Regions from separate parts of the Homo sapiens genome. Here region 2 is linked to region 1. A link is an interaction called in ENCODE POLR2A ChIA-PET data of the cell type or tissue named here. Cell type or tissue: endothelial cell of umbilical vein. All regions are shown on one strand. Links, peaks and the distances in the headings refer to the core of each region. The heading gives the core; the rest is flanking DNA.

Evidence for each region. Peaks named below come from ENCODE experiments on the same cell type or tissue, not always from the same donor. Only the 100,000 strongest peaks of a DNase experiment are listed, where the experiment ranks them.
Region 2: POLR2A ChIA-PET joins it to region 1 with 5 read pairs; 2 of 35 experiments call an interaction of 5 or more read pairs at or near these places.

What each region holds. Positions count from the first base shown.
Region 1 is chr5:72,412,228-72,417,971 of GRCh38, forward strand. It overlaps the pseudogene YBX1P5. Among named protein-coding and RNA genes, the nearest start is that of ZNF366, 92 kb to the right of the region's middle. In endothelial cell of umbilical vein, for the core only: no CTCF peak of the experiment used is centred there; no DNase peak of the experiment used is centred there.
Region 2 is chr5:72,869,170-72,874,913 of GRCh38, forward strand. TNPO1 (transportin 1) reads left to right here. Exons shown (of 25, transcript NM_002270.4): 7 at 3,470-3,551. Among named protein-coding and RNA genes, the nearest start is that of MIR4804, 6.5 kb to the right of the region's middle. In endothelial cell of umbilical vein, for the core only: no CTCF peak of the experiment used is centred there; a DNase peak (open chromatin) is centred at 2,382; H3K27ac peaks cover 2,942 bases.

The sequences.
Region 1 (5,744 bases), core at 532-5,531:
AAGAGTGGTTTTTCTTTTCTTCCATTTGAAGGCCAAACTGTTCAATGGGAAACCTCAGTGATCAACACCTATGCTAAGAGACCCCAACCCCAAACATAGACTGGAGGTGCTGGGCTTTTTCCCAGCTAGTTTCTGCTGTTCCTTGCTCTTCTTGTCACATTAGTAGCCTGTAGTTGACTGAGACTTCCAGAAGAAGGGGCTACAGCTCCTCTTCCTCACTCTGCCCCACTGGTGCATCACTACTAATCTCATCTCACCACCCCAAGATGTTAAGAATTATGAGAATGTGAAAAGAGTTCCCTCTAAGTCTAAGAAAAGTCTTAGACTGGCAAGTCATTCATTCCACAAATATTTGTTGAGTTCTTATCCTGTCTCAGGTTTTGTTCTAGGAGCTGGCAGTGCAGCAGTGAACAACAAAAAAAATTCCCTGCACACATGAGACTTATAATCTAGTTGAGAGAGACTGACAATAGCAAATAAATGTATGGTATGTTCGAAAGCAGTAAGTACTGTGGGTAAACTAAGGCAAGACAATGGAGGTGAAGCTGGGATGGACTGTAATATTTTAAATAGGTTGGGCAGGAAAGATGTCTCTGATAAATGCATTTGACCAGACGCCAAAGACAGTTAAGAGAATGAGCAAGGGGATAGCTGAGGAAAGGAAATTCTAGGGAGAGGAAATAGCAAGCACAAAGGCCTGAGTCCAGAATGCATGATGTCCTGTCCAAGGAGCAGCAAGAAGAATATGGTAGCGGGGAAATGAGGAGCATGGGAGACTTTTGCAGAGCTCTACCCAGAGGAGGATGGCGCTAGCTTGGACTCAGGTAGCAGTGGTAAAGGTAGTTGAGACATTGTCGTATTTATGATCGATTTTGAAGGTAGAGATTTCAAGATTTGCTAATAGATATGAAAGAGTAGAGGATCGATAGGTTGGAGAAAGACATGTTTTAGACATCCAAATGGAAATGTAGGAAAGAGAGTTGGTTATCAAGGTCTGGAATGCAGAGGAGATACTGTGGGTATTGGTGGAGTCTATGCAGATGGTATTGGGAGTGCAGAGAGAGGAGGCCCAAGGACTGAGCTCTAGGCACTCCAACAACAAGAGGTCAGGAAGATGAGAAAGGGTCAGCAGAAGAGACTGAGAAGGAGTTGTTAAGGAAGAAGGGGCAAAGAGAAGGGAGAAGTGTCCCAAATCCAGGTGAGGAAATGTTTCAAGAAGGAAATTGTGATTAGCTCTGTCCAATGCTGAGGAACAAGTAAGCTGAGGCCAGAAGATGGGGCAACGTGGAGGTGAATGGTGACATTAACAGAGTAGCTTTGGTGGAGTGTAGGGAGATGGCTTGAGAGAAAGGGGAGGAAGGAAGCAGAAACAGCAGGAAAAGATTTGCTATAAATGGGAGCAGAAAATGGGCAGAAGCTGGAAGACATGGGGTCAAAGGAATGTTTTCTTCATGATGGGAAGTAAGTGTTATTTTTTCTCCTATGTAGTGTTCATTTCTTTATTTATGACACAAGGGAGATAGGTTTGTTGTAGCCACATTAGAAAATATACAGATAAGAAAACAGGAAGAAGAAATTTATTGAAGAAACCTTTAATCGTACCATGAAGACACATGAACTCTGTCAACATCTTGGTAGGCAACCTTCCGGACTTTTTTCCATGCTGTGCAAGCTGTTTAGTCATCTCCTTTTTAAACTGAACAGTATAATTTCAATATCTCTTATGTCAACATGCATTTATGTCATCTTTATTAAATAGCTGCATAATATCTCATTTATTTGAATATACCTGGATTTGCTTAGTCAATTATTACATATTTAAATTGTTTCTTCTTTTACCTATTAAAAACATTCCTTTGTACCTATATTTTTGTGTACCTGTACAGTGATTTTCTTAGGATGAATTTAGAAGTAGAACTATGAATCTATGCACATTTTAAAAAGATGTTTAACATTTTTTTAAAAGAGATGAGATATTTAGCATATTTTTTAAAAAGATGTTTAACATATTACAATAGCATAAACAGCAATGTGATATGTTTTCTATGGCTGCTGTAGAATGGAAAATTTAAAATCTCCAAGCTTTCAAATTCAGAAATCAAAGTGAAGCCAAAGGTCCCTAGGTTTTAAATAGCAGAATCATTCAGGAAGGGAGAAACATTGATTTGTTGGCACAAGGCTTTAAAAATAAATATTTTATACAAATGAAGGTAAAAGAATATATTCAAATCGGATATTTTGAAGACTAAGGAAACAAAACTTAATTTGAGGAAAGTTTTGTTTTAAATTGTCAAACATATGCTTATTCTGTATCTTGTCATCATGAAATTCAGTCTGGGCTTGTTTGTCAGAAGCTTTCCAGTGAGATGGTGCCATTGCATACTGTTGTATAACCTTGTCTTGAGAGGATGATGCTTGCTTGTTTGTTTTTGTAGGAAATTTTATTGACATTGCATTTTTGTTAAAGGAAACTGAATTTCAATTTATTTGCCAATCGTGTAATTTTAACCCATTATCTATACCTGCACATAATTAATCTTGTTTTAATAAAAACAGGAACAAGTATAAAACTTGTTCTAATTCTCCTGGAAATAAGATTTCCCCCTCTGTATCAGTTATGGTAGATTCTTGGCTTTTTGTCTGACATCACAAAGACCTTTTTTTTTTTTTTTTTAATGATCTGGCACTGAGCAAAGTAGCATAGTTTAGTAGAAAACCTTCATGTCCTGGTTCTGCTAATTTGACTGTGAGATCTGCAAAATGGAGATAATACCTGTCTCGAAGGTGTTCATTTCCATTTAAAAAGTATGTAAAAGCCTGGGAGCTTCTGCTGCTGGTCATTTCACAGGCACTCAATAAAGAGCTATCGATTTATAATGTGTATCAGTTGCATCAGATCATGTCAGCTTCAAGGAGTGACAGATGTCTTTATTTTTCTAAAACAAATTGTGACCCGAAGACCCCAAGTAGGGGAGTCAGTATCAGTCTAATATTTGTCATTTTTCATGTTCACCCTTTCTTTTGGATTGCACTTGGACAGTGGCTCCTTATCAATGTGTCTCCAATTATGTGTGCATACACACATCCCTGTGTGTGTGTGTCTATTTGGAGGGAACAGGAAAGGAATCTGCCTATCAGATCACACTGGTCACCCTCAACATCATGGTTCCTTTTGCTGCATGCTGCTGGGGTGGAGAGCTGGCCCCCTGTTCATGGGTAAGACCACTCTAGACAGGTTTCACAGAGCTCCGCCTTTGCTAGAGTCTGGACGGAGGGACCTAGCTCTGCTCTGAAGGGCAGCAGAGTTGTTTGACATCTGGCCTCTGTAGGCAGCACACAGGTTGTATAAGTTGGATCTTGCCCCACGAGGAACTCACAAACCCTGTCTCTTTCCTAGTATCTTGGAAACCAACAACCCCATAACACGCCCTTCTTTTACCTTCAAAATGAGTTTCTCCATGCAGAAGCAATCCCCAGGTCTTTAAAAATAAGGCCTCTTTGGAGTTGTCTCCCTGGTGTTTCTGTGTGTGTGTGTGTGTGTGTGTGTGTGTGTGTGTCGTCACTGAGGCATATGAAACCACTGTTAATTCCCTCTCAAAGATAAGAGTAAAACCCTAACTGCCTAGCTTTTATTTGTGGGAGAAGGGAGTATAATCATCTTTGTTTCTTTAGAAAAGTCTAGACTAAGAAGGAACAAAAAAAATGCAACAATTAATATTACAGTAACTCATCTTGTTAAATATGAATTCATTCCAGACTCAAAATCAGGTCACATCTGGATTCCAAAGCTGACATAGATGTGAACCAAAAGAAAATCACAGGGTGGCAGTGGGGAGGGAAGCATTTGTGCAGATTGGAGAGGCCATTTATAAAGGTGAAAGGCCGGAGCCTATTGCCTGTCTAAATGCTAAGGTCTAGACTCCCAGATTCTAAAATGCGGAAGGAATCATTGAGACTCGAACTTCCCTCCCCACTTAGAGATCTGTGTCTGACATGCTTTGCCAATGAGTACTTTGTCTCACACTATGTGTGTATGGTAAGAAAGAGCTGACTTCTTCAGGAGACAGCTCATTCCATTGCTGGACAGAACAGTTTTTAATATTCTTCTGATCTTGAATTAAAAACATCCTAATGGCCACTTTTAGAATGAGTTTTGCTTTTCAAGAGTAATGTGGAGTAAGGGAAGCCCAGTGTTGAAACATTTAAAGCCAGTTGTTACATTCCACTTCCTGGATCCCTGAGTTCCCCAGTTTCTACAGCTGGAACCCCTTACCTCTCAGTACAGGCCAGTGAGGGACCAAGATGAAAGGACCTTGAATGCAAACCTCTTTGCTTCCAAATCAAGCAGTGTTATGGGTGGTTCTACTTCACCTGAATACCCTAGTTCTGATGACTAACGATAAGAGCAGCATTAGCTGACAATTACATGTGCTGGAGTCACTGTTCTAAGTACTTTGTGTGTGTGTGTGTGTGTGTGTGTGTGTACCGCTTACTCCTTGCAACTACCCTGAGGTAGGTACCATTTTTATCCCCATTTTACAGATGAGGAAACTGAGATCACATAGCTAGTTACTGGCACAACTGGGATGGCTTTAGAGTCCATGGGCTTAATCTCTAAGCCAGTGGTTCTCAAACGTGAGCATTTCTTAGAATCCCAGAGGGCCTGCTCAAACATAGACTGCTAGGTGTTTGCGATTCAGACGTCTTGTGGGAGGAGGAGTGAGGATTTGCATTTCTGACTAGTTCCTAGGTGCTGCTGCTGCCAGTCTGAGAAGGACATTTTGAGAACCACTACTGTGTGCTCACTGAATCCAGCTCTTGATTCCCATTTTTGAGTGGCTTCCTTTGTTGCCTGCCTGGTACCCTGACTCCTCAGGGACTGGCTCCCTTTTCCCTCTAAGTCTACCAGAACATTGCTGGGTCCCCACTCTCTGCTCTAAGACGCCCCATACCACCTGCTTTCCTGGGCCTTTACCTATTGTCATCTGCAAGATGTGTCTGTTCTCCAACTGCCTTCCTGGCCTTCCAGGTGCTAGAAACTTCCTCCATCATAGCCACTTCGTCGGGGGTTAATCTGGCCTGTGGATTATACTGTGTCCTGTCCCTCCACAAACTGAGTTGTAGCGATGACAGATGTCACATGTGCCTTAAAACTTCTGAATTAGATGGTATGGGTGCAGGGAATAGACTCCAGAGACCCTGAGCAGCCCCACCGCCGTCCCGGCCCGGTTAACCTCACGCCCAGCCCTGGGAGGAGCCGCAAGTGCGCAGCGGGCGCCACTCGCCATCCCCGCACCCATGAGCAAAGAGGCCCAGGCCGAGCCGCCGCCGCGACACCAAACCCAGCACCAGGGGCAGCGCACAGGGATCGGTGGCCAGGGTGCCTCACATCGGCTGCGCCTGCCCGCGAGGACAAGAAGGATGGGGTTTCATCAGCGGGAATGACACCAAGGAAGATGTATTTTGTACAGCAGACTGCCATAAAGCAGCAGCAGCTCAGGAATCACCTTCGCAGCGTGGTCGTGGAGAGCTGTGGAGTTTGGTGTTGAAGGAGCAAAGGGTGCGGAGGCGGCAAATGCCACGGGCCCTGGTGGCGGTCCAGTACGAGGCAGTACATGCAGCGACCGCAACCCTTTGAGACGCCATCCGCACTGCAGGCGCCTCGTGCACTTAGCAGTAGGATCAACAGAATAGTGGGCGTGGGTGAAAAACAAGGGATGGGAGCGCGCCCAAGGGCCAGGCCC
Region 2 (5,744 bases), core at 421-5,420, 460 kb after region 1:
ATAAGGTAAATTTATATTATGTCCCAGAATGGAATGAAAATAAGGCCTACAGTTTTACAACATATAAAATTGGCAGAACTTTTAAAATAATAAATGGCAGGGCGTAGTGGCTCACACCTGTAATCCCAGCACTTTGGGAGGCTGAGGCGAGTGGATCACCTGAGGTCAGGAGTTTGAGACCAGCCCGGCCAACATGGCAAAATCCTACCTCCATTAAAAATACAAAAGTTAGCCTGGCATGGTGGCATGCACCTGTAATCCCAGTTACTTGGGAGGCTGAGGCACGAGAATCACTTGAACCCAGGAGGCGGAGGTTGTGGTGAGCTGACATTGCGCCACTGCACTCCCTCCTGGGTGACAGAGTGAGACTCCATCTCAAAAAAATAAATAAAGACAGTTTTACCTTATAAAAATATGAGTTGAAGAAAGGCTAAAAATCAGAATTTGACCTGGAATATGCAGACTTTCAGGATGAGAAATTAGAATTGAAAATATACATGATTTAACAGAATTACTCTGAGCTTACTAAATACCTCAGATGCTTCTGGGGGAATATTTTCTTATAATCTATAAGGAAGAGATCATATTGGAGAAAAATTCATTCTTCACAAACAAATGCCATTTATATAGTATCAGACAGATCTAATTAACAAATTGATATTGATTATGAATATGTGACATGAGTAATTATTCTGCCTTTGTTATTGCCTTTGATCACCAGAAATCAATACAAGGAAGTTTTATTTTTATATACACAGATATCCATAGCATTCCAAGTTTATCATCTGTATTTCTGGCCTAGATCTGATTCCTTTTATTGGGAAATGATATTTAGAGCTTTCAGTAGGACAGTAGGAATGCCTTTTCTCTTCCTTATAAATTCTACAGTTGTCAAGTTTTATGAAAAGCCTTGTTGGAATTTACGTTGGAATAACATTAAATCTGTGGATCAATTTAGAAGAAATAGTCATTTTCACAATACTAATTGCTTTTTTTTTTTTTTTTTTTGAGACGGAGTTTCACTCTTGTCTCCCACACTAGAGTGCAATGGCATTATCCCTGCTCACTGCAACCTCCACCTCCCAGGTTCAAGCGATTCTCCTGCCTCAGCCTCCCAAGTATAGCTGGAATTACAGGCGCATGCCATCACTCCCAGCTAATTTTTTATTTTTGGTGGAGATGGGGTTTCACCATGTTGGCCAGCCTGGTCTCCAACTCCTGACCTCAGGTGATCCGCCCACCGTAGCCTCCCAGAGTGCTGGGATTACAGGCGTGAGCCACCGTGCCCAGCCAATTGCTTGTTTTTAATGAAGTTTTCTACTTTTCTTTTTAGAGGCCTTGAACATATTACATATTAAATGTATTCCCAGGCACTTACTTGGTCTTATGATACTATTGTAAATGGTAGCATTTAAGTTACACTTTCTAGTTTTTTCCTTCATTGCTGATGTATAGAAACTATATTAAACTTCCAAAGAAAGCACGTCACACTGTTTCTTTTAATTTAAAATGTAAGTCCTAACTGTTCCCAAGTTTCTAAAAATGGTTTGGGGAGGCTAGTAGTAGGTGCCTCTGGAGGTTGGGGATAGGAGAGATTTCTGCCTTTAAATTTTGCCTTACATGCACACAAAAAAAATGCAAGTTAAAAGATTTCTGTTCTTGATTTAAAGGCCCTTTAAAAGACTTTATTGTATTTTTTTTCCATTTGTTTACTATGCCAAGTACTTAACATATATATTAGCTCATGTAGTTTAATCCCCCCAACAAATGAATGAATTGTAGGTTGCTGTTGTTTTTGAGACAGAGTTGGTTTTTTTTGAGACTGAGTCTCTCTCCATCGCCCAGGCTAGAGTACAGTGGCGCGATCTCGGCTCACTGCAACCTCCGCTGCCCGGGTTCAAGCGATTCTCCTGCCTCCTGCCTCAGCCTCCCGAATAGCTGGGATTACAGGCATGCACCACCAGGCCCGGCTAATTTTTGTATTTTTAGTAGAGGCAGGGTTTCACCATGTTGGCCAGGCTGGTCTAGAACTCCTGACCTCAAGTGATCCGCCCGCCTCGGCCTCCCAAAGTGCTAGGATTACAGGCGTGAGTCACTGCGCCCAGCCAGTAGTAGTTTTATAGAATGAGAAAAACACACTTTAAAGCATAGGTAGCTTACCCTGTGTTGAACATTTAAGGGGTTGAGCTCCCCATAGTATGCTTTTTTCACTTAATGTTATCTTGGTAAATGTTTATGTGCTTTGCTGTAACTGCAGAACCAAAAATCAACTGTTTTTGGCACAGTGGTTAAGACAAAGAAAGGTTTTCATGGGGTTATATTTCAGAAGAGGAGACAGGACAGATAATGAATAAGTAATATGATTTCATACAGTCATGAGTACAATGGAAAAATAATGAGATCAGGGATAGACAGTGATTCAGAGATACTTTATGTAAATGGCTGTCTGTAAAGGAAACGTTTGTGCAAAGACTGAACAAAGTAAGGAAGTGAGTCTATGAAAGATGGTGAAGGATGTTTAAGACAGAACAGCAAGTGAGAAGTCTCTGGAATTAGGAATCAGCCTTTTAGAGTGACAAAAGAAAGAAACTTTGGGTTGTAGCAGCATAATGGGAATTGAAGTTAGGGGGTAAGGGAGGAGCCACAGTATAAAGGAATGTCTAGGCAAGTAGTCAGCAAACTATGTCCCATGGAGCCAAATTTAGCCCATGACCTGCAAGGTAAGGATGATTTTTAAATTTAAGAGGTTGTAATTAAGAGGGAAAAAAATGACAACAAAGGTCTTCATGTGGCCCATAAAGCTTAAAATATTTACTGTTTGACCTTTTGTAGAAAAAGTAGATTAAGTTTTATTGCAGCAATCTGAATGAGAGTATAGTGTGGTCTGTGTGTGTCAAACAGGCTGTAGTGGGGTTTGGCACAATGGAAGTCAGGAAACCAAGTACAGCCTATTTCATTAACCCTGGTAAGAGATCAGAGATCATGGCTTGGTTGAGAGAAATGAAAGCAGTGAGAAATGATTAGATTAAGAGTAAATTTTTAAAGTTGGTGTCAATAAGAACTGCTGAGCAATTGAATTGCATATGCCAGAACACATGGACTATTCTCCATTTTTAGTTTCAAAAGGAATGTTTACCTATCATTTTTAAATCTGTAGGCATCTAAAAAAAAAAATTTTGCCCCTCCCCAACCTCCACTCTTTATGGGTATGCACTATTAAAAATTTGCACATGTCCTTTCTAACATTTTTCAGTTGCTTAGAAATACATATTGCTCTGCAGCTTGCGTTTTGCACTTAGTATATCATTCAAATTCTTTCCTTGTTGATACAGAAGTTTGACGTATTCTTTTTAGTGGGTATATTGATAGACATATCATAATATTTTTATGGAGGAATGTTTTTACCAATTTTCTATAGATAGAACAAAGTTACAATGAGCATATGTTAAATTTTAAACTTTGTTTCTAGGTCTCACGCTGTTGCATGTGTCAATCAGTTTATCATCAGTAGGACTCAAGCTCTAATGTTGCACATTGATTCTTTTATTGAGGTAAGACTTGTTCTTGTCTCCCTCCCAACCCCCCAGCTTTTTTTTTTTGAGAAGGTTAGGTGATGCTAACTGCATGTAGTTTTGCTTTAAAACAAGAATCATTTATAATTCTAAACTCAATATTTAATTAAATTATTTCTGATAGTATTAAAACTGGATATGGGATAGACTAACTTTTGTTAGCTGAGAAGGCACTTTTACTAATTTTTCTACTTGTATCATTCTACAAACACTGATTTTGGTGGCGGGGTATGTTTAGTATCTTGACTACTTTAAAAATTTTTCCTTCAATATACTGTTCAAATTGCATATGGAAACCAAGTCCCTCAGCTCATGCAGTTTTTGAAATGTGAAAAATTGGTGAGGTTAGATTAAGTTCATTTGGTAGAATCTGAAGGCACAGACTACAAGGACAGTATTTTCCATTGGTTTCCATTGTAAAATTAGAGGCATCAGGAAAAATAGACTCTTTAGGCATTTTGAACTTTCTGATAAAAGTGGAAAGAAAAGAGCATAATTTTCTGGCCAGGAACCATAAGCACCACAATTTCTTCTCAAAATCTCTGCTACTTGATAACAATTAAAAGGATTGTTAAAGTTCCTTAAGCACCTTCACTTTTATTTTCATGAAATGGAATTTTAAAAGTCCCTTAGAAGTCAGACTGCTGATACTACTGTTGGGAAATTATAAGGAAGAGTAGGGGGGGTTACGTTACTTTTTTTCTCGTCACTTAAATTGACCAGCTTCTTTCTGAGCATCTTTTACCAATAAACTAAGAGTAGTAGCCATAAAGATCCTTTAGCCATTTACAAGTTAAAACCAAAATGTGTCTTAAATAGTTTTACTGACTACTACCTACTATGGAACAGATACTGTGTTTGATACTAGGGATACTTAAATTTTATGCCTGCAAGGTGTTTTCTTTCAGTCTAGTCTAGAGGTAGTATAATGTAGTGGATAATACTAGAGGTCTGGAGTAGACTATTGGTGTTCAAATCCAGCGTCTCAGTTTAGTAGCTTTTAACCTTAGATGCTTTATTTAACTGATGTTTTCTTTATATCATCTGTAAAATGAGTCAATAATTGACCTACCTTGTTGGATTGTTATAAACCTAGTTGATATAAGTAAATTGGAACAATGGCTGCCACAGAGTAAGCAGGCACTTCATGTTAGCTATTAAAGTATTAATAGTAGTATTTCTGTTGCAATTATCCTGGTGTTTTCTTTTAGTATTACTCTTTCACAGTTTAATAAAGGGGACAATGATAGACATACCAGCACCTTATAAGGAAATATAATCTAAAATAAATGAAATTGAATTATCTCTGAAAATAAAAATTTCATAGGACGGTACTCAGCAAGTGAGGCAGAAACATTTTCTAACATTTTAAAATATTTTGCTTTACTATTAAATATGTTAATATTTGTTTACTACTTGATAGTCCTACAGGATTTAGCCAATTCTCTACCCTACAAAAACAGTAAACCTCTGGAGGAAGTGCCTCTAACATATAGTAGGCCCTCAATAGCAATTTGCCAAGTGAATAAGTAAACTGATTTTCTTCACTTGCCATTGTTTTCATGGTATCATGTCTGCTAAGTCTAACATATTGATGAAAAGTTTATTGGTTACCAGTACATGGCTATAATGTATAACCTTGGCAAAGCTGGGTATTCATTGACAGTAGTAACAAAAGTGACAAATGCAAGATGATGGCATTGGGTATCCCCACCCCCAACCCAGTTGCTGTTCTCTAGAGTAAATTAATGAAATCTTTTAATAAAATTTAATGGAGGATGTACTGTTAATGGCAATGCCTGCTGGGAAAATAGTGCTCTTTTGTATGTAAAATACAATTAAAACAGGAACTACGTAGTTTTGAGAGTGTCAAATGTGGAAGCAGGACTTGGGGAAATCAACATTTTAAAAATGCTGCAATAGTACTTCACACAGTGTCCCATTTGATCGTTGAATTTCTCCTCTTTCTTATAATGAGATTTTAGGTTCATTTTGTAGAGGATTTCTGTGATTTCCTGGAAAAAGACAGTGGGACACATTGGATGTTACTTAACTTTTTAAATGCTTGTTTTACTGCTTTTAATACATGTATGTGTAAATAAAGTAAGACTTTATGTGTGACATGAGGAAGGCTTCATTGTGTTTTCCTCTCACATCCCCACTCTGAGAGAT